Regions from separate parts of the Mus musculus genome. Here regions 1 and 3 are each linked to region 2. Evidence: chromatin loops called from intact Hi-C (ENCODE). Cell type or tissue: left cerebral cortex. All regions are shown on one strand.

What was found. A loop is a pair of places that touch in the nucleus more often than their neighbours do. Peaks named below come from ENCODE experiments on the same cell type or tissue, not always from the same donor. Only the 100,000 strongest peaks of a DNase experiment are listed, where the experiment ranks them.
Region 1: a loop joins it to region 2, with 5 times the contacts of the local background. A loop is called at or near these places in 8 of 42 quality-filtered maps.
Region 3: a loop joins it to region 2, with 2.8 times the contacts of the local background. A loop is called at or near these places in 3 of 42 quality-filtered maps.

The regions. Positions count from the first base shown.
Region 1 is chr6:115,282,995-115,290,994 of GRCm38, reverse strand. No RefSeq gene overlaps it. Among named protein-coding and RNA genes, the nearest start is that of Gm38877, 30 kb to the left of the region's middle. In left cerebral cortex, no CTCF peak of the experiment used is centred here; DNase peaks (open chromatin) are centred at 4,329 and 6,594; H3K27ac peaks cover 1,238 bases.
Region 2 is chr6:115,357,530-115,365,529 of GRCm38, reverse strand. Pparg (peroxisome proliferator activated receptor gamma) reads right to left here and starts at 3,181. Exons shown (of 8, transcript NM_001308354.1): 1 at 3,113-3,181. In left cerebral cortex, a CTCF peak has its summit at 4,712; DNase peaks (open chromatin) are centred at 4,036, 4,226, 4,375, 4,658 and 3 more places; H3K4me3 peaks cover 1,991 bases; H3K27ac peaks cover 1,622 bases.
Region 3 is chr6:115,304,665-115,312,664 of GRCm38, reverse strand. Gm38877 (a long non-coding RNA gene) reads left to right here. Exons shown (of 3, transcript XR_869368.1): 2 at 496-617; 3 at 6,209-6,440. Among named protein-coding and RNA genes, the nearest start is that of Gm38877, 8.4 kb to the left of the region's middle. In left cerebral cortex, no CTCF peak of the experiment used is centred here; a DNase peak (open chromatin) is centred at 3,300; H3K27ac peaks cover 239 bases.

The DNA of each region.
Region 1 (8,000 bases), 75 kb after region 2:
CGGGGGTGGGGCTTTGTAGTTAAATCCTTACCTCTGTAATTCCTTGCTTCTGCCCTAATCATACTCCCTGAGTTTGAAGTCTCTTTTGCCTGAGAGTTCCCAGCCCCCCTAGAGTCTAATCTCAGTCTCCCTTCTCTAGCTCCCTACAGACTGGTGTTTCTAATCACTGCTTTAGCTGTACTGGACAGCCCCAGAGCCTCCTGCCCGGGCTGCACTTCCACGTCTCTCTCAGAGCACATGCTCTCCTCCCCAGGGATGTGTGAGGCATGTGTTGCGATTACAGCAATTCTGCAGTCTCATCACCAGGCCTTGTGGAAGATAAAGAGATGACTGACACCTGAGAGTATGCGGAGATCGGCACCAAAGGCTCTGTGCTCACCTTTTCTGATGTCTGTGTACTTTTGAATAACTCCTTTCTAGAGTCCTTTTCTAACCCCAAACTTGGTTGGATTCTTCATTATTATTTTCCTCTTTATAATAGCCCATCCAACATCGGTCTTCCCTACTCTAAGCTGCATGTTCCACAAGGGCAGAGCCTTTATCTGTTTTGTTTCTGGGACCTGGGCAGAATAGTAGATGATCAGTCTGAAGTCTATGGTTAAGCAATGTTAAACAAATTGCCTGATGTCTTAGAATTTTTTTAATGTGCAGAGTTGGATAAATCAGATAATCTTCTAAGTTCTTAGCAGATCAAACTGCTTTGGATGAAGGATTTCTGAAGCTGACTGATCACCTGTAGTTGACTACAGACTACATACAAATAAAACAGACTGTCAGATGCAGTGTGAAGTTTACATGTGGGAAAAGCAAGGATGGGACATATTAGCTGTGCATATAGGCAGTGGGCACAATATAGCCACTGTTCAGTTCAACTCTCTGAAAACCTTTGTAATAAAAAATCTGTGGCAAACATAAGGGTCTGAGAATAGCTTAAAACAAGGCCTTTGGGAGAAAAGCTGAAGAAACAATTTAATGTTAAAAATCAATAATAGAGCTGGGGCTTAGGTGGCAAAGTTTGTGCTGGGCAAGAAGAAGGACCTGAACTTGGCCCTCAGCACTTATATAAAAAGCCAGGCATGGTAGCACATGCTTGTGATACCAGTGCGAGAGATTACAAGATCCATGAGGCTCTGACCAGCCCTCTATGCCTAACTAGGTCTTGGTGAGAGACCCTGTCTCAAAAAAAAAAAAAAAAAAAAAAAAAAAAAGGTGGCAAATACCTGAGGAACCATGCCCAGGGTTGACCTCTGGCCTATAGGCTCACTGGCATAGGCACGCACACAGCCACACACACATGTGTGCATATCTAACACTAAAAATAAATCGTAATGGGGCTGTGGATATGGCTCAGTGAGTAAACTGTTACACAAGTGTGAGGACCCAAGTTCAGACCCTGGGCACCTCTGTGACATCTGGGCACCTGGGTATGCATCTGCCACTGTGTGGGAGGAGACAGGGATTCCCTAGCTGAAAAGGTAAGCGTGAGGCTTAGTGAGAGGGATGCTCCATGGGTAAAAGGTGCTTGCCACCAAGTCTGACACCTTGAGTTCAATCCTCCAGTCCCACATGGCAGAAGGAGAGAAATGACTCCCAAAAGTTGTCCTCTGACCTCTGTATATGCACACATGAGTGAGCACATCTGCCACACACACACACACACACACACACACACACACACGTACACACACATATACCACATACATACTAAAAACCAATCAGCAGCAGTGGTTAGATTATGAAAGAGGGGATAAAGTAGACAGTGCATTTTTAACAAAATGGAGCTTTCAAAATATATCATTTATAAGGATTTAATCCCAGCACTCAGGAGGCAGAGGCAGGCAGATTTCTGAGTTCAAGGCCAGCCTGGTCTACAAAGTGAGTTCCAGGACAGCCAGGGCTACACAGAGAAATCCTGTCTCAAAAAAACAACAACAACAACAACAACAACAAAAAAAAAAGGATTAGAAATAATGGGTATGTTCGAAGAAATTAGAGAAGGGGAGACATCATGGAGGACCAGTTAACTGGGCAGAAAGTATTTCATGAAATAGGTAATGTTATAGTTAGGCCTTGAAGGATATCTATACTTTCAAGGCAGTGAGGACAAGAAAAGCAATTTTGGGCTTGGCAAGATAGCTCCATGGATCAAGGTGCTTGCTTCTAAGCCTGACCTGAGTTTGAGCCCCAGGACTCACATGGTAGAAATGATTTTGGTAACTTGTTCTCTGACCTGCACATGGATTCTGTGGCATATATGTAAACACACACACACACACACAAATTTCAAGGGGGCTAACAACAGGGCAGAGTGGTGGTCTGAGCCCATGGGCAGAGCAAGAAGACAAAAAAGACCTTGAGGTTTCTACCAATGAGGTTGCAACTGAATCGGGGAGATAAATGGGTAAAGCAGCACTGGTGAGAACTGGATAGCTCTAAGCTCTTTCTTTTTTGTGTGAGGGATAGCCTGTGCTGCTTGGAATATACTATCTCATTTAGTCTTTGCAACAACCACAGTAGCTAGGTGTCATTACTGGCACCGCTGTGGCTAATGAGGAAGCTGAAGTTCAGAATTTAGTCATCTGCTGAGGTTTCACAGCTATTGAGTGGTAGACTCCATACCGACACCAACTTATGACCTTTAAACTTAACCACTGGACATACTGTCTCCTTGGGAAATAGAGATTACTCTCCAGAGGGCCTTCAAGACCAAGTTCAGGAGTTTGAACTCTGCTTTCTAAGCCTGGGGGTTCACTAAAAAGATTCTGATCAGGAAAATGTCAGGGTCAGATATTTTAGACAAAATGTGTCTGGTAGAAATGGGTACAAGAGTACAACAGGAAGTCAGGTGGAAAGGCCATCAGTGGCTGTGTGAACTGAGGCTCTAATACAGAATAATTCACACAAAAGAATGGTCCTTAAGGAAAATAACCAACTGTCCTCCTTCTTCTGATAATATATGAATTATATTGGAATAATTATTTGCAATAATGTTGGTTTGTTTGTTTTAGAGACAGGTAGTCTCATGTAGCCTGGGATGCCCTCAATCTATATAGCTAAAGATGACCTTGAGCTCTTAGTCAGCCTACCCTCACCACCCAAGTGCTGAGTGTTAGAACTTGTGCTATTATGCCCATACACAGTGTTGGACTGAACACGGGGAAACCCAGAGAGTCTTTAGACTCCAAGGGTTATGGTGCGTCAGCCTAGTGAACCTCCAAAGGCAAAAGCAGCAGCCTGAATTTATTCCAGCCCAGTGCCCAACCTAATCAGGGACAGGGTGATTTGAGATCGTCAATTTGGTAGTTCATCCTGTTTTGGAGTTTTCTATGGACCTAATCTTAAGATTTCCTGTCATTACCACAGGCCTCCAGAGAGAATCAACAAGTCAAACCTTCGTTGTCCCAGAATTAATCCTACGGAGCCAACCTTCCCCTGAAAACTCGATTTAGAACCAGACGCTGTTTCTTCCTTTTCTTTTTAACAGGATCTTTGAGCTTTGAGCTTCGGCTCTCTGCTGAGAGCTGCCTGGAGGACTTGACTGACTTAAGAGGAAATTCTTATCGGGAGAGATGGATATGGAAGTGGCTGGAAATGACCAGGGGGATATTCCTTAGGGAGCATTCGTGTGCAAATGGGGTGAGGCCCCTGTAACCGGTCTCCCAGGGTCCTTACCACCCTGTCTGTCAGGTTATCACCCAGACAAAAGTGAGGGGATCAGGGGTCCACAAAGTCAGAGTAGAAAAGAGACATGAAAATCCAGACAAGCACAAGTGCGATCTTAAGGGAAACAGCAAATTCTCAGGCTGATGTGGTGTTGAGTGAGAAGAAGATAAACCAGAGGGAATGACTAATTGCAGTATCTTTTCTACATGTTTACAGTCCACAGACTGGAAGCCCATGGGGACTTATGAGAGGGAACAATACATTCAAATATGAGACCCTATCTTAAAAAAAGTCTCACATGTTTATAGTCACATCATGATTTGGACTTCACACATAATGTAGATTAAACCTTCAATTTGATTCCCAAAGAGAACGTTTCCTTTAAATCCCAACTTAATCCCTAAAACAACAATCTTTAATTATTCTCTGTGTATCTCCAAACTCTGCTAAAATACACAGAGAATGCACAGAGAAGTTTGGGCAGGAATCTCTGGATTCCTAGGTTTAAAATTCCTGATCCTCCTAAAGTCACAGAAATTCAAGTAATGTACTTACAACAGATCTGAAGGCAATTATGTTCGGTGCCTTAGCAGTAGTCTGGCTAGAATTCATGTTTAGTCTCCCAGAAGCACGACTTCGGAGGAATCCAAACCATGGTGGGTGATAGTGTAGGAGGCGTGTTTAAGAATGGGTCTGTGGTTGGATGGAAAGATGGCTCAGATGCAAAGCACCTGCTTGCTCTCGCAGAGCGCCTGAGTGTAATTCTCAGTTAGGCTAGGAATTTGGTTCACAACTACCTACAACTCCAGCTCCAGGGAGATCTCAGGCTTTTGGCTTCTCTGGTCATCTGCACTCACATATATCCACACCCCCTCCCCCCATTAAAAATAATAAAAGTAAAAAATAACTTAAAAATTAAAAAAAAAAAAGACTGGACTTGAGAGGAGGCGGCAGGTGAATCTCTGAATTAAGGCTAGCCTGGTCTACAGGGTAACTTCCAGGCCAACCAAGGCTGCAGAGTCTCTCTTAATAAAATTAAGTTACATTAAAATTTAAAAGTTCACAAGAGTATAATGAGATTTTTCATTCTATACCAGCAAAGGTTACTCTATATGTGTGTGTGTGTGTGTGTGTGTGTGTATGTGTGTGTGTCACTAGTGCACACACGCTCACTTGCAAGCTCACCAGCTCACGTGCATGCTCGAACATCTGCACTCACAATATATCATTGCCAGTGGGAAGCCTGGCAGCTGCATCTGTTTCTCCAGGTGTCCACCCTTAACTCTAATTCTTCTACAGCTATAGCCTTAGGTCATTTCAGTTGGGTTTAAATCGCCCTAGAGGACCACTGATCTGGGAGGTGGAGAAAGGCACTTGGCTATTTTGGGAGGAGTCACATGGAAGGCAACTAGGTGATCTTTGAGACAGAGGTGGGATTTATTGTGATGACCTCAGAAATAGCCATTTTTAGGAGTGGACATTTACTTCATCTAATCCTTAAACTCACCCAGAAAAGGGCATTTTGAGACAGAAAAACTAATTGCTTGCAAGGTCAAATCAGTCAATAATTAGCAGAGCCTGGATGCAAACTCAGACTTGATTCAGGCTCTTTTCATTGGCTAACAATATCTTCCCACTTCCTCCTGGCCTATCACCTGCCTCTATACACCTCTCCTTAGAAATGAAACCCATTCTGTTTGTTTCAGGAAGGACAAGTCCTAACCCTAAAGACCCTAAAGACAGTATTAAGGCTCATTCATTTGTCTATGTCACTAACTCCCTTCATGACTGTGGTAAATGTCCAAGGTACCTGGGCCTCAGTTTTCTCATCTGTAAACAGGCAATAAGACTAATTGTTGCTTTCAACTATGAAACTGTAAATGAATTCTTTGTAACCCCCCCCCCCCCTTGCCTACAGGCCTCCGGATCTTGTGGACTCATCCCAGCTCTCCCTTACCTGTGATGGAGGCTTTTCTGACCCGGAGCTAGACATACGCTCCACTGAGACACGTACAGCTTGCTGTCTGTCTTACACTTGCTTAACTCATCTTATTCATCCTCTTTCCATACCTTATCGGACCTTATCTGAATCCCTAACATATTTAAACTCAGAGAATTCCTATTCATGAATGAGAGAGAACATATAATTTAATTCCTCCATGAGAGACAGTAGTTTGTTTCCATGTTTGATTGGTTCCATGTTGGGTTCCCCCACTCCCGTGTTGCAACCAATATTCTTTTGCTTGTTTCCTTGTGGATATGAAGTCTCTATAGAAGTATCCAGAAATGAGATTCCCGAAGCTCAGCTAGGCACTGGATGTTGGAAATGATCCCCCACAGTGGTAGTGCCCATACAGGCTCCCACTAGCGATGTGTATGTGTAGAGTTTTCCTACATTCTCATTGATAACTATCAAGCTGAGTTTTCCAAGCTGACACGGTGACTGCATTCCTTAAGACAGTACACATCTCTCCTATTGGCTGTGGACTTTGTGAGTGCAGAAACCTTCGTTAGCTCAGTTTTATGATCTTCCCATGAAATTTGTTGAGCTTAGTAAATACACAATAAAGAATTATCAACAAGTACATAATGGACAGAATTTATTCACTTTGATCCAGGAGATGGGAAGCCCCGTGAAGACAGATGAATCTTTCTGTTTACTTATCTGGGCTGAGAACTGTCAGAGGAAGCCCCATAAGCTAGAGTAGATCTGATCTGCAAGACAGGCAGAGTTGGCCTACAGACCAAAAGCTTTTGGCCCAAGTTTTTTCACACTACTCACTGGGTGTTTGACTATTGTGAGGTACTACTTTCCAAGTCTCTGGAACCATCTTAATTAAGTACCAAGAGGTTTACTTCTCAATGGCCCCACCCCTGGTCCAGATTACTAGAGTCTAGGTAGAATCCCTGTGTTCCTTGGACTAGGGTACTGCATGACTATGGTAAACGCCTTCCCTTTCTGTCACCCCAACAGTCCCTCCCGGGTGACTCATTTTCTAAATAAGCTACTTGTGGTTTGGGTTTGACATCACATGTGGAAGAATGAGTAACATTTTAGGAGTCAGAATTATATTTGATCAGAATAAGACCCACAGTGCATGTTACTCATAGTTTTAAGCCAAGGGGTCAACACTGGTAATTTGTCCCCCAAGCTCTCATCCAGCCAAGTTTGTGTATACTGTATTATATGATCACACTATGAAAATTTGAGAAAATGATTTCTTATAGACCATGCAAGATTAAATAAAATACAGCAAAGTGATGAGGGGCATGTGTTCTACTGTACTGTGGCTTGGCTTGCTCACTGTAGTGTGCATTCACATGTGTGTGAACACACGTGGAAGTCTGAGGTTGACTCTAGATGTCCTTGATTGCTCACCACCTTCTAGTTTGAGACTGGGTCTCTGGCTGAATGTAGAACTCACTGTCTCAGCTAGTAGTTTGCTCCGGAGACTCCCTGTCTGTGCCTCCCACACACTAGGTTTACAGACAGGCTCCCATACCCACCTGGCTGTTTTCTCGGTGAGTCTGAGGATCCAAACTTTGTTCTTCATACTTGTGCAGCAGGTACTTTACCTGAGGAACCATATTCTGACCCCCAATTATTTGGGTTTAAATCTTACTTGTACAACTTGACCAACTGGATAACCTTAAACAAGTAATTGGGGTTTTCTTCAATTTCTTCATGTGTAAAATTATAATAGTACTTATCCCATAGGAGATCAATAAGTTGCTTTAAGTGCTTAGAATTATGCTTAGTAAGCTCTGGATATGTTAGTAAACATGTCTTTGACTCCATCACGACGTCTACACATAGGGTAAACGCTCAATCCATGTCACTAAAGAAGCACGTTGTGTTGCGGTGTATTTGGAACCAGAGGGAGAGAAGCATGGATAAGTGGAAGACTCTTGTCAGTAAAGAGCTTCAGAACAGGCTACCTCAAAATATGCCACGCTGGGCACGCTGATTATTTTGAGCCAAAGGCAGTGGGCACTGAGAGGTACAGGGGGAGTTCTCTGCTCTCCCTTTGTGCCTGAAACAGGACCTAAAACTCTCATGAAGAAGATGTTCCCTCACCAACCTATACAATAAGAACATTTTTACAACCAGAGACTAGAGATTAACATGGAAATGCGTTTATACAAACAAAATCTTAAGATGTGTGACCGTCTCCTTCACCATTTTCCCATGTGCATCCTAATTCCTTTCCCACAGTTCACTAGCTTTACACCAGACCCCTTTGTAGTGTCACATCTTCAAGTTGTCATTCTTCGAATCTTCACTTTCCTTATAAAGACACACAAGTAGGTATAAAAACAGAATGCATATGCAGGCC
Region 2 (8,000 bases):
CTACTATGCTTGGAAAAATAAACTTCCCCTGGATAACATATTCAACTCTCTCAAAAGTATGCCATAAAAATCCATAAAGAGCAGAGCTTTATCAAACAAACAAACCAGCCTGCCGCCCTGGAAACTCAGTACAAACACAAAGACCCCTTGTCTGTGAAGGACTCACAAAAACAGAAAAAAAAATATGTTATGCTTGTTTTTGTCTCAAATCATCAGCAATAAAGAATATAATTTGAAGCTGAAAACAGAATATTTCTATAATTTTTTTGAGTTGGCTATAAAACAGCAGACATTTTTATCTTTCTTCACAGTTATCTCGGAGGCGGTAAGAGAGCAAACTAGTGAGCCTTGTGAGCGAGTCAGTGCTGACCTAGATAGCTGGGTAGGCTGTCTTTAGGATCTCAGCTCGGGTAAATTCAGGGCCCAGCTCTTATCGTTTAGGAAATCCAGGCTTGCTGATAAAAGTCTTAAAACCATACCCAAGACAAGCAAATAGAAACAAAGACTCATAACTTTAAGCTTCCCTAACTTTCCATACTTAGAAAGAACATAATAATTGGAGTAGTTAAGCAGCATATGCATCCATGTTCTAAACAGAATATTTGATTAAAATATTGATATGTACGTATAACTGAAGAGAAGTAGTAAGAATAAAGCTAGGTCTTAAGATAATGATTTAAGGATATACCATACCAGTGGTAGATATTATCTTAACATGAACCGTACATTTCGCCAAAGTATGGCCTATTGTGTTTGAGATCTCCTTATAAATGCAGTTGTGCTGGATAATTTATTAAATTTAATATATATAATTTAAAATAGATAATGTATAACTCTCAAAAACCTCCCCCTGTATTGTGAGAAAATTACAAGAAATGAACAAAAACCACCTTAGGGGAAAAAAAATTAATTTTTTTTTTAAAAAACCTCATATGCTATGAAACTAACTAATATATAGTATTTGAGGCTCCCTTGGTATTGAGACCAACATTTAACTGGCCTTGCTTTTTTTTTGGTCAACTTAATTCTGTTTCTAGTGACCTTTGTAAGCAATCATGCCGCTGCCCTTTTTGCTGTATTTAGGCGTTAAGAAAGTGAAGTTAAGTAATGGATAACAGGGAAATTTGCCACAAAAATAAGAAAAACAAGAAAGAAATTCACTTTGACAATTTGTGGGTTGTGCATATGTTTAAAATTACATACTATTGACTTAAATCAAATTGTCTTGACTAGTGTAGTATTTTTTTAAATCTTCTACCAATATTTACTTAGTGGAATCCTATGAAAGCAAAAAAAAAAATTCTTCCAGTATTTTTGCCTCACTTTATGACACAGAGAATATTTCCAAGTCCACATGACAATAAATTTAGCAGAAAGACACAAATTAGAATGGCCAACATGTCTTGCCATACGCACCGGGCACCTACAGACCCTGTGAAAGCTGTGAAAATATTCAGACTTTTGGGTAAATTATTTTAACAAAATTTTTATGTAAGTTTCCTTCTATTAGCAACCACTTCATAATTTGAAAAGTAAGTTAAATACATTGCTGATCCTTATACATGTTTTCACAGTGCCTTTACATATTCCCCACACAGAAGGATCTTGACAAGACTGATGGAATATTCTTTTCAGAGACTTAAAAGTAAAAAAAATCATTTATTTAAATATGTAAAACTTACTAACTGAAATCAGTCACTTGCATAATCCATTTCTACGTCAAAAATTTAAAGTCATGCTTTTCATATATGAATTTTAAATGTCATAGGGATTTTGAAACTAAAGATATGATTTTTTTTAAAGTGTAATTTGCCCTTTTCTGTTAAAGTGATTCTGAAAGATGTAGTGACATGAATGTTAGGAAAACCAGCTCCTTTAAAGGAAATATACTTAATTATTAAAAAATAGTTATCACAAAAAATATCAAAGTAGTCTTAAGTATTGATGTGTATAATGTTTCCAGGTCTTTTAGTTCTAATGTGTTTAGAAGAACTTATAATCTTTGAAATATAAAAGACCGAGGAAACAGCATCAAAAAACTCTTCGGCCTAGAGGCATCAAGAACTTCAGACTTCACCGGCGCCATTGTTCTTCAACAGTTTGAAGAGTTTGAAACTTTTACATATGAAAAAGATTTTTTTCCTTAAAAAGAAAACTGTCAACAATCTTTTCCCTTCTAGTGAGCTGCAAAAGCGTGAGGTGACCACCAGTTGCTCCTTAGATCTTCTCACTGAAGATATAGTTCTCAGCAAATTAAATATGAAGTAGCACTGGAGTGAGCAAATTTACACAAAACACACAGTAAAATAAAAATCGAGGGCTTTATAATATGTTTCACTCCAACTAAGGCATGACACTGAGTTAAAATGTTCATATATTAAAATTAATATTTCGGACATTTACTTTAGAGCAAATGTGGTTGAAGATAAGACAACAGAGAACTTATTTTAAAGTTGAAACCCAATCTTCTGAAATGCTGCTCCAAATGCTCGTAGTATCTATGAGTGCTTCTGTCAAACTTGCAAGAGAACTATCTCTTTGAGTAGTCATAGCGTATATCCGTTCCTACCCTAGCCAGGTTTTAAATCACAGAGCACCTGGAGTTAGTTACATTTTTAGTCAGCAATTGATCACTTAGCTATGGACGACAGGAAGACTCCCACAGAGCACCTGATATCTTTGGAAGACCTGCCCAAGTCCAAGACTAAGTTATTCATTTAATAACTCCAGTTAACAATTTGCTTCGTGCATGATAATAAAGAGTTGACATTACAATAATGAACTCCAAATCAAGAGGCTTTCCAACTGTTAGCTATCCTACAACTTGGTTCATCTGGTTTTGTTTTCAAATGATCATTTAATTTTACATTTTTGTCCTTCATCCTGCTAAAAAGGGACACCTTTTAGCCTCTTCCTCACAGAAAACTTAACTTTTCTTTTTTCCCTTCTGAAATAAATGGCACGACCTCCCCCCTATTAGCATCAGAAGCAAAGCAGATTCTTAACAGTACAAGAACACAGCCAGACCATCCTGATGTGTAAGAACTTGGGGGCAGTTTGGCCACTTCACTACACACACCAACAAAAACGTGATGACGATGGGGCCACTCACCTACTCAATGGGAGTTAAGAAGAATTTAGCGCTGCAGCCTTCAGATCCCCAGCAGAGGTCCAGGCCCCTTCTTGACCTCCTCGCGTCCCTTATATAAAAGCAGCCCAGGCTACTCCCAGTTTCTGCCTCCTCACCTTAGGCTCCTCCCCAATCCCAAGCCATAAAGCACCGGGAGCCACACACCCACCTTCCGCCCCCAGCACGAGGGCTGCCTACTCCCGTGAGCCGGGCCCTGTGCTCGCCCCCTGCTTAGATTGAAGAGGGGCACTGGCGGGGCGGGGCCTTGGCGACAGTGACCCCGCTTTCCTCACACCTGGTGAGCCCCGGGCAGGGGGCCGTGGGCCAAATCGCCTCCGTGATCACGGGCGCATCCTCCTCCCCACCCTCCGACCCCTAGAGCCTCAGGGCGACCGGTGGCTGCTGGCGAGCCCCTCTCTAAATCTGTCACCAGGATCCGCACAATGCGGTCCCCAACGCGGTAGTTCTGGAGACCTGGCTTTCCTGTCAGGGTCTGGAACAGGGGCAACCCTGTTCCGCGCTCACACACATGCCTGCCTGCGCACCCTCTCAGGGAAGCACTGTGGCCCTCCGCACCGTGCCGGTGCCCCTCACGAGGACAGTCACCCTGTCAGTCACACTCGGCTCTCCAGGAGGGTGACCGGTCCTCAGCCGAGACCCCTCACTCTGTCCCTGAGTCCGCGACCCCGCCCCGCTATCACTCTCTCGCTCTTCTCTTGTGTGACTTCTCCTCAGCCCGCGCGATCCCCTCAGACCCAGACTCTGTCACCTTGTCTGTCACATTCGGTCCTGTCAAGAGTTTGCCTTCTCCTCAGCCGGGGTCCCTTGAGTCAAGATTCTGTCACTTGGTCACTCTCCGTCCTGTCGGAGTGTGGCTTTCCAGCCCGTATCCCCTCTAGTCGAGACAGGGTTAGGCTGTCAGTTACGCAGCCCTGTCAGAATGTGACTTCTCATCCCGAGTCCCCTCAGCGGAGACCCAGTCACCTAGCCAGTCAGATCCAGACCCCACAAGCCGAGACCCCCCCTCACCTTGTCTGTCACACAGTCCTGTCAGAACGTGACTTCTCAGCCCGCGTCCCCTCAACCGAGACCCCGTCAGGCTGTTGGTCTCACAGGCTCCTGTCAGAGTGTGACTTCTCCTCAGCCCGTCCCCTCAGCCCGGTCACCTTGTCGTCACACTCGGTCCCCTCAGGCTGCGCGCGACCCAATACCCCAGCGCAGCGCCCCAGGTCTCTTCTTCCGCGTCCCTCCGGCGGGCCGCGTGGCCCGGGGCGACTCTGACCTGAGGCGGCGGCTTGGCGGGTGCTGTGCGTCGGTGAGGCCGACCCGACCCGAGCGCCCCAGGCGGCTGCCGCTCTGAGTGCGACGGGCCCCGCCTGGCCGGCCGCGGACCGGAGGAGCCGAGCCGAGCCACCCGGCCGGACCGGGGGCGGTGCCCAGGGTGAGGCCGGAGGCCCCGCGCCCGCACCCGGAGGCCGGCGCCCACGAGGCCCGCGTGGCCCTCCCGCGCCCGGCGCCGTGCGCTGGTTACCTGGCCGCCTTGCTCCTCACAGCCGCTGGGAGGCGACCCAGGAAGGTCCCGTGTCCCTCAGACCGATGTCCATGTCCATGTCTGTCATGGAGAAGTTTGTTTTTTTCCTAGATGTGCTTTTCATCTCTCTCTCTATATATATACCATATATATTTATATATCATACATAACATATATTTATATATCATATATATGATATATGATATATAATAGATACACACCCATATATATATTTATATGAATTAAGTGAATTTAGGATCTCCCTTTTTTCTTTTTTTCTTTTTATTTTTAATCTCAGTTTTATTTTTATTTTTAATCTCAGAATGTTATGAAGGCGAATGCCTTAATCAACAGACTTTAGTGCTAATCATTTAATTTCCTTTTAAAAAACAATTGTGTGTGTATGCACGTGAACGGAGGGAGAGGTGTGGGCTCCCCTGGAGCTGGAGTTACAGGTGGTTGGTGCTGGGAACCGAACAAGGGTCCTCTGGAAGAACACAAAGTGTTCCTAACCGCTGAGCAATCTCTCCTGCCTTCAAACTATTTGTTAACCTTGTTCACTGGCTTTTTAAAATTCTTTAGCACCATTTCTTACATAGGAGACCTTACACATAGGGTGGAGAGGGCCTGAGAATCTCTTGTTTTTAAGTTAGACTATTGGAGCTTCTTGCCTCGGGAGCCTGAAGCCCACATGATAGACAGTTCCTTTTCTTGCACTCTTTCAGCTCTCACAGTCATGATCTGTCCTAAAGATTCACATTCAGAAAGCTTGCAGTGTCCAGGACACCAAAGGCCGTTCTTTTATCCTTTTCCAATCGTAATGATGAAGACCTTGCTCTATGTTTTGCTCTCCTTTAGGAGGCACTGGCCTCTGGAAATTTATAATTATGCTTCTTGCTCAAGATGCTTCTCCACTCTTAGCATCCTTATCTGTTGGGAGGTAGGGAATTCTTTATTCTTCTGGTACAAACCATCCTCACCAGACATTTGTGAGTATGACATTATAAAGAAAGTTCAGAGCTTGAATCAACAGATTCATGTCCTTCCACATTTTTTTTTTTTTTTTGGTTTTGGTTTTTTGAGACACAGTTTCTCTGTGTAGCCCTGGCTGTCCTGGAACTCACTTTGTAGACCAGGCTGGCCTCAAACTCAGAAATCCTCCTGCCTCTGCCTCCCAAGGGCTGGGATTAAAGGCATGTGCCACCACTGCCCAGCATCCTTCCACTCTTAAGTCCTCAAATAATAAGACACAGGTCAGGTTCATATAGGGACTCTAAAGGCCATGTTACTAACCATGCAAAGACTCCATTTCCATGCCTGTCATTAAGTGGCCATGTTGACTTGGGTCAGCATCCCACACTCAGTGAGAAGTATGTATGTATGAAGTATGTAGTAAGTAAGTAGCCAACTTCTTGCTCACCCAGGAGTTTCAATCTACTTTTGTTTGGTTTTTGTTTTGTGCTTTTGATTAAACTTTTTGAAAAGGTCTTGCTATATCGTCCTGGCTGGCCTTGAACTTATTGTTATTCTCCTAAGGCCAGCCCATCCCTTGTGTCAGTTTAACATCTTTATTGAGATATAATTCATATAATCTAAAATTCAAATACCATATCTTCAAAATCCCCACATTCAGTCTTGGCCTCTTTACAAAATTGTGTCATTATCACCATAACCTAATTTTAGAACATTTTTATCAACCTATAGAGAAACTTCCTCCTCATCCTCCTCATTCTCATTGGCCCTTGGTTCACCATCCATGTACTTTCTGTCTGGATAGACTTTTCTACCCTAGATATTTTCTATAAATGGACTCATACAATACAATGTCTTGTATGATTGGTTTCCTTTGCTTAGCATGATGTTGTCAAAGCCCACCTGGGTTGTAGCTGGCATTATTTCCTTCCTTTGTCTGTTTGTTTGTGATAGTGTCTCTTTATAAAGCCCAGACTAGAATTTGTAATTCTACTGCCTTCAGTGGGTTAGAATTAGAAGCATGCCTGACAGTATTTTATTTTTATATTACAAAATAATATCCTATTGTATGATATAATAAATGTTTGTTCATACAACTATTTAGGCTGGCTTTTTTAAATATTCACATGATTGTATGTGCACATGTGTATGTGTAGGTACATGTAGAGACCAGAGGTTAATACCAGATGTCTTTCTCAATTGCTCTTCACGTTATATTTTATTGTTTGTGTATTTATGTGCACCACATGTGTGGTTGAGTCTGCACATATCAAAAGAGGGCATTTATTCTCTGGTACTGGTGTTATGGGCAATATGAGTTACCACATGAATGCTAGGAACTGGGCTGGGTCCTCTGCAAGAGCACTATGAATTCTTACGTCTTCTTAGTGGTTGAGCCATCTCTTGAATCCTTCATCTTATTTTTATGGCAGAGTCTCTCACTGAACCTGGAGCTCCTTGTCTAGACTATCTGGCAGTAAGGCTCAGGGATTTCTCCTGTCTCTATCCTCCCAATACTGAATTACAAGCTTGTGCACCTATCCCCCAACCTTTTTATGTAGGTCTTGGGGATCAAACTTTCAAAGCAAATACTTTACCAACTGAGCCATAACCCCAGTTCTGCTCCTAGATCTTGTGCATTATAAATCATGCTACTATGAATAGTGATGGGCAATACTATTTGTGTGTGTGTTTTCACTTCATTTCATATATGTGATAACAATATGTCTTTAAGAAATGTAGACATTACCTGTATAAATGAGAAACAGTGTTTTATTTTTCCACTAGCAATGCATGAGGGATCTAATTTCTCCACATACTTGTTAGCACTTTATAATATCTTTAGCTGATCTAGTAGGAGCGAGTGCATCTTTACTGTTTTGATTTGCATATCCCTAATGACTAATTACATTGAACGTCTTTTCATGTAGCCATCGGCCATTTATGAACCTCATTGAAGAGAAAACTATTCATGTTTTTTGTCCATTTTGAGATCACTTTGTTTTTTTAATTTTATATGGAACAGTTATTTATATGTTATGTATACAAGTCTCTTTTGAGATATACAATTTCCAAATGTTTTTACCCATCTATAAGGTGTCTTTTTCTTTAAATCCATTTTGTATATGTGAGTGTGTATGTATGTATGTATGTGTGTATATATATATATATATATATATATATATATATATATATATATATGAATGATAAGAGCTTGTTATGTAGCCATGTAGCCCAGGCTAGCCTCCAACTAGAGATCCTCCTGTCTCAGCTTTCTGAGTCCTGGTGATTACTGGTGTGAGTCACCATGCCCAGGATGTCTGTCCTTTTATTTTCTTAATGAAAAGCATAAGCTTTTTTTTAAAA
Region 3 (8,000 bases), 53 kb after region 2:
GAATCTTAGATTTTTGTAAAGAAATTGTATGATTTCTCCCCTCTGTGAAATGATAAAGAGAAATGTGCTGGGGTTGAACAAGCCCAGTGGGTGGACTGAGCTCTTTAGTGAATCAGGCAGAAGTGGGACTTACTCCACAGTTGTAACCCTTTAAATGCTGGGAGGAATACGGCAAAGCTATTGAAGGCAGCATGTTGGTGGTGGTAATGATTACTTAGAAGTGAAGGGATAATTTTGGAAGTATGCCTGGCTTCAGGGAAGAATGGCTCTTCATTTAACTACCCACGTGATGGACGTGTTTCAGGTGAGCTGTTGAAGTTTCTCTGAGCTCTGGGAGATTCAGAGGCAATTTCTTTGACCATATCTCATTCCCTCATGCACACACACACACACACACACACACACACACACACCTATTTTTACCTAAAGTGGGAACCCAGCCATGCACAATCATTGTCCATGAGACCTGACAATGCAGTATAGTTCTGTTTTCAGGGATGGTGGCATTACTGGTACCAGATCTGACCTCCTGCTGGATGAAAATCTATGAAACGACATTGGAGCATACAGACCACAGTACTGAGACCTTCAGGAGAAGCCGCAAGTAAAGAAACCCTGTAGGTTACCTTGGCTGTCAGGACTTCTGTCTGGGATGGAGGAACTCACAAAGAGTGTGCCTGTCTTCCTGAACAAGGAGATAGAGATTCGGGTTCTGAGAGGCTGATGAGATACAGTTTTCCATGAGGAAAAACAGCTCCAGAACTATTGTCTGAGTTCTTTAGTTTGTGGCTGGATGGTAAACCGAGCAGCCATAGGATGACCCTACCCAAGGCAAATTCACTGGGAAGAGCATAGCTCTCAGGAGTCCCAGATAGGCAATCCACAGAGCTCAAACACTAGGAGATGGCTTTGTTTGTTTGTCTGCCTTTTGAGAAAATTGGCCAAGGCTGGTCTTGAACTCACTATGTAGCTCTAAGGCTGGCTTTGAATGCTGATCCTCCTGTTTCTACTCCCCAGAATGTTGGGTTTGCAGGCATATATCACCATGACTGGCTAAGTACAGTCCTCTTCAAATATCTGGGGTATTCAGTTAGAGATTCAGAAAGACCAAGCCTTAAAACTAGAGCTAACTTGGGGCCAGCCAGAGAGCTCAGTGGTTAAAGGTGTTTGCTGCTAAGCTTGGCCACCTAAGTCTGAGCCAAAGAACCCACAAGCTGGAGTAAGAGAACCAACTCCCAAAAGTTGTGTTCTGACCTCCACACATGGCCATGGCAATGGCTGAAAATGTACACCCATAGACAGACAGACAGACAGACAGACAGACAGACAGACACACACACACACACACACACACACACACACACACTGAACTAAATGAACCATAGTAAAGATTATTCTATAGCTACATAAGAAAAAAAATTTTAAAGTTCTGTAGAGGATCAAACTGATCATAAAATATTTTAATAGCTTCCGTCCTAGCCCTCACAACACTCTAGAGGAAGATACACAACACTTAAGACAAAACATCATGATATCCAGTATCCCATAAAACATTACTAGACTTGAAGAAGCAGGACCTAAAAATACAATGAAAGGCCACAGCTACAGCCTTAAACGCGGTAGAGTCTGTAAGACTACCAGGCAAGAGCTGTAAATGCATGCCAGGCCTTTCGATGACACTGAAGACATGGAAAAGAACCAAGTGAGCATTTTCCAGCTAAAGAACAAAACACATAATGTGGAAAATCTGCCGGGTGGGGTTAATAACGCTTTAGATGATACAACATAAGGCCAGAAAACTCAATCCCATAGTTACAGAATTTATGAACAGCAAAGAAGGGGGCTAGGGATATACCTCTGTGGAAGAGCACACCCCTAGCATGCATGAGCCCCTCTCTTCCAAACCACAGATAAACAAACAAGTAAATAAATGGAAACCCAGAAGAAAAACATGAAAAAAAAATTAAGGAAAGACTTTGGGTCTTATGTGACAATACGAAGTGGCCTTACATGAATATTAAGTACTCTAACATGAATATCAAGTAGACTGCCAAGAATATTAATTAGTAACATAAATATTAACACATCTAATGGTATATGGCCTAATGTTCTTTTAAAAAGGACAGAAGTAATATGAATAAAGGATACCAGATTCAAGGTGCAAACCAATAAAAGTCACAGCACTCAGGAGGTCGAGGCAGGAGGATCATAAATACAAGGCCAATCTTAAATGCAAAGCTTTGACTTTTTCTTAGATTTCTTCCTTCTGTTAGCTCAGGTTCACTTGGTCCATCTTTTCCTAAACCCCTAACGTATACGCTTAGGTTACTGACTGAGGTCTTTCCTCTTTTTCAATACAGGTTTTGCCTAGAAATCCCCATCTCATACAGCTTCTACTACATTCATAAACTTCAGCACCACCCCTGTTTGGCCCTTTGGTTATTTAATGGCATGTTAATTACCTCCAATTTTTCTGCTTTCCTTTTGGATTTATTGAGACTTGTTTTCTGATCTTGAGCATGCTATACCCTTGAGAGAATTTCTTTTTTAAGCTCTTTGAAGTGTGTACTCCACCGTCATTGGATGGAGTGCTCTACGCCTGTCTGTTAGAGTTAATTGGTTTATAGGGCTGTTCGGGTCTCCCATTTCCTTATTGGTTTTTCTGTCTGTTTTTACTGTTATTGAAAAGCACGCGTTGCTGAAGTCTCCAAGGACTCTCACAGTCCTTTGATTGTTGCCTTTCATTCTGTTCATTTTGCTTTCCATGTCTTGGGTCTCCACTGTAGTCATATAAATGTCTAGAATCATTATCCCCCCCCACCCCCATTTGGGTTGAGCTTTTTATCAAAATGCACTGGCATGTGTGCTATAAACTTTGGTCTTTACAAAACCGACATTATCTGGTAAGAAAGCCTTCCAATACTCTCTACTCTTTCCATGATATATGATCTTCAGTCTGTTTACTCTGAAACACTCCATGTTTTTACCTGTGATTTTCTGCAGACATGTAGAGATGATCTGAGTTTAAAGTCATTCAGCTAATCTCTGCCTTTTCAGTTTTGTTCCCTTCCTCAAAGCAATCACAGAGGAGGAAAGACTTCTGTTTCTTGCTGTGTGTCTGTCTTGCGTTTTCTGTCTTTCTGCTAGTGGCTCTTCAAGATCCATTTGCTCTTGGCAGCACAACACTGTTTGATTCCCCCATCTTTCAATGTTGTGCATCTTTAAGTTGCTCTTTCCTGTAACTAATCTGGAATTTTCTGTTAACATCTGATGCTTGTAACAACCTCATTTGCATATCGCCAACTTGGTTTTCCAAGTATAGACACATCTGGTCCCTCCACATTTTCTTCCCTTATCCCCTTTGGTAGTTAAAGCTGCACATTATGTCTTTAGACCTGGTGTGTCTGTAGGTTGATTTAAACAGTGGCTTCATGTACTTGCCTTTTAAACTACATAGAAAATAGAGCAATTCCATTACAAAAGAACCACCACCAGGGATGTTATCTCATCTGTGAAGTCACCTTTATCCTGTTTTCCATGTCGCTTTGGGTTGTGTCTGGTGTCATTTCCTCTCCACATGAAGGAGGCTGTTGGACATTTCTTTGGGATCTGTGAAACGTAGAAAATCATTTATTTGACGAGTGCTACCCCTCTTTGTTTTAAAACATGATTTTCTAGAAATGGGGCTTGGGGGTTGGGTTTTCTTTTCTTCTTCCTTTTTTTTTTTTATCCTCCCTTTTTCCTTTTAGAACTTTGGGTCTGTCTGTCTTCCCCATGCCTCCTGGCTCCTGGAGCCTCTCATGAGAAATCAGGTGATCTTCCTGAAAGTCCTGGGAACAAGCCTCTTCATTCTCACTGCTGCCCTGTGCCTTTGAGCTTATTCAGCTCAGGGTTTGAGAATCCTGAGAACTTTAAGGTTCATGTCTTTCATCCAATTAGAGAAGTTTGAGCCATTTCTTCTTAATATTCCTTCCTCTTTCTCTTTTCCTATGTGCTGATACATCTGAGGTTCTTCCTCACCTATTAATGTTTTTCTCCTCACTGTTTTTTATTTCTAGTCTGTACACTGGTGACTACAGCTGTTTCACCTTGTTGGTCACTGCTTGTTTGTAGTTTGTATCTTCTGTTCTGTTTCTCTCTCTCTCTCTCTCTCTCTCTCTCTCTCTCTCTCTCTCTCTCTCTCTCCCTCCCTCCCTCCCTCCCTCCCTCCCTCCCTCCTTCCCTCTGTCCCTCATCCTCTAGGGTATTGGGCTTAGTTCTGGAATTTTATTTTTATGGATTCTACACCTTTATTTACTTTTATTCTCTTATTATATCATCAAATATCCATTAGTGGTTTGGTTGATGGGTTGATGGTTCCTCTGAGCAGATCAAGTGTATTTACCACAACTTAATGTGTTCTAGTATTCAATGCAGTATCTAGACTTCTGTTTTTTATTTAGATCAAGTTGTTTTGAATATCACAATGTGGGTACTTGGAAGTCAGACCCTCCCTCTCTTTAGGGAAGGCTGTAGATGACTGTCATTTCTTTTCTGATATCTATAAGGTTAGCCTGGAACCTAACACAAGGATGACCAAGCCTTTGACAGTGTAACATGACACTGTGATTTACAAATGTGTTGGGCCACGTTCACAACTATACCGGCACATACTTAGTCGCTGGACCACAGATTGAAAGGGAGGACGGTTGTCTCCTTAAGCCTTCAGATATGCACAGGAAGCATATATAGCCTAAGGGGGCTGAAACAGAATGTCTACACCCAGTCCTTCAGAGAAACACCATGTCAGTCAAAATGTACCACCAGCGTTTGAGGGGAGATAAAGCCTTTACCACTCACACAGTCTCCAACAAGGCACCCTAGCAATACAGATGCCAACCGCAGTGTGGGCGTGAAGGACAGAAGAGAGTGGCTGGAACTACACACATTCTCTAACCCAGGTCCAGCAGCCTCCTTCCTCTAGAAGTGCTCTCATGGCTCATCCTGCTCTCATATAAACGTCAGATCGGGCTCCAGAGCTCTGAAGGAGTCCATGCTGATCACGGTGATTTTCAGTTTAATGCTTGTTTACGTGGACAGCTGAGTCCTGGGGCTACCAATCTCATTCTTTCTCTTACCATTAAATGCGCCCTGTGTAGACTCTGTGTGAGAAGATCACTGGTCTGTGCTAACACAAAGATGCACACTACAGACTCACAAATCAACACATTGAGTGGTGGGCCATATGCCAATCAATTTGCCATTTGCTGATAAAACTCGTATTCTAAAAATGTTAAGTTTACCCAAAGGAGTGGGGAAAAAGGAACAGAGAGCAGATGGGAGAAATGAAAACAAGAAACCGGTTGTAGTGATGTATGACTAATTTCAGCTACTCAGGAACCAGAGGCAGGAAGAGTGAGAGTTCAAGCTCCCTGGGCAGCTTAGTGAAACCCTCATTTCTAATTGATTAAATAATCAAAACAACAACAACAGCAATAAAGAAACAGCTAGCAAGACAATATCATCTGAATGTGACTGCACCTAATTATATTAAATGTAAATGGTTTAAACATTCTAATCAAAGGGCAACAATTTTTAAAAACTCCAGGTAGCAGGGAGGAAGGACAAAAACATATTAAGATGAAACACTAATTGACTGGAACAGTGGTAGGGGGAAGGGGGGCATCATAGTAGGGGAATGGTGGAGAAAGTAGATGGATGCAAGTATGGGAACATTGTATTGAATCTCACTAATCTGCATAATTAACATATTCAATAATGACAAAAATCCCAGGTGTATGCTCTGTACAAAAAGCACATTTTAAATATGAAAACACGGAAAAATGTAAGTATGTCACCACATATATTATATATAACATATATTATATATAATAACTTGGACTGGCAAGATGGGTCAGGGGGTAAAGGTGCCTGTTACCAAACCTAAAGACCTTAACCAAATCTCTAGGACCCACATAGTGGAAGGAGAGAACCGACTCTCATAAGTAGTCCTTGGACCTCCACAGCTGTGCCATGGTACATGCATACCCCTTCCCCAACCATACAGATAAACAAGTATAACAAAGAAATTAAAAGAGGCACTAGTAATTAAGTAATAAAAAATAACCCAATTAAAAGTGGGCAAGCATCTGACTGGATACTTTGCCAAAAGAAAAAATAACCACCAATACAGTTTAAGTTTTCATTATCCTTCTCCTTCTTCACATAGGTCATTTGTTGAAGGCTTGATCCTCAGCTTGGGGAGATACTGGAAACTTTATGAGGTAGTGCCTAGTTGGAGGAAGTTTATCAGTGAAGCATGCCCTTGAAGATGTATTTCTCAGCAGCCTCTCTGTGTGCCCCCACTATGTGCCTCCCCAAAGTGATGCACAGGTCCAAAGTGATGGACCAAGTGACCATGAACCCAAAATAAACCTTTCCTCCTTTTGTTTTCTTGGCTATTTTGCCTCAGTGACAGAAAGCTGATTGACATTGTCAGGAAGGATAAAAAAGGTGCTTAGAATCTTCAGCCACCAATGAAATACACATTCACTGAACATGGCTGTGAACAAAAGGACAGATAATCCCAAGTGACAGTGAGCATGCACATCCGTGAACCCTTCATACACTCCAAAGTAAAATCAGCCAAGTAAAATAGTATGCTATTAACGTACACTGTGGTGCTTTGAGTAAGAATGGCCTCCATAAGCTTATATATTTGAATGCTTGGTCTTAAGGGAGAGGCACTACTTGAGAGGGATTAGGAGGTGTGGCCTTGTTGGAGAAAGTGTGTCACTTGGGTGAGCTTTGAGGTTTCAAAAGATAAGGCAAAGCCCAGTGTTTTTCTCTTTCTGCTGCCTGCTGATCTGGATGAAGAACTCTCAGGTACCTCTCTAGTACCATGTTTGCCTGTGTGACACCATGCTCCCAGCCATGATGACAATGAACTAAACCTCAGAAGCCATAAGCAAGCCCCGTTTAAATGCTTTTTTTTTTAAGTTGCCATGGTCATGATGTCTCTTCACTGCAATAGAACACTGAGAAAGACATATACCTAGCAGGGTGTGGTGGAAAAGTATAGTTTTAAGTATACTTATATCAACATCCTCAGACCATGAATTATTTAGACAAAAAATTTTAAAAATATATTCAAGTTTTACCTATACAGGGAAAACTGGAAACATGGCCAAGGAAAGATCAAATTAAAGGAAACATTAAATCATGTTCATAAATCAAGAAACTCAGTCCACAGATTAAATTACAGATCATAGTACAAAGCAAAATCTTACCAGTCTTTTTATTTATTTAAAAAAGGAAACTACCTTCAAAGAAGATCTAATCCCAGTTCTTCACAAACTATTCCACAAAATAGAAACAGAAGGTACTCTACCCAACTCATTCTATGAAGCCACAATTACTCTGATACCTAAGCCACAAAAAGACCCAACAAAGATAGAGAACTTCAGACCAATTTCCCTTATGAATATCGATGCAAAATCCTCAATAAAGTTCTTGCTAACCTAATCCAAGAACACATCAAAACAATCATCCATCCTGACCAAGTAGGTTTCATCCCAGGGATGCAGGGATGGTTCAATATACGGAAATCCATCAACATAATCCAGTATATAAACAAACTCAAAGACAAAAACCACATGATCATCTCGTTAGATGCAGAAAAAGCATTTGACAAAATCCAACACCCATTCATGATAAAAAGTCTTGGAAAGATCAGGAATTCAAGGCCCATACCTAAACATGATAAAAGCAATCTACAGCAAACCAGTAGCCAACATCAAAGTAAATGGTGAGAAGCTGGAAGCAATCCCACTAACATCAGGGACTAGACAAGGCTGTCCACTCTCTCCCTACCTATTCAACATTATACTTGAAGCCCTAGCCAGAGCAATTCGACAACAAAAGGAGATCAAGGGGATACAAGTTGGAAAGGAAGAAGTCAAAATATCACTTTTTGCAGATGATATGATAGTATATATAAGTGACCCTAAAAATTCCACCAG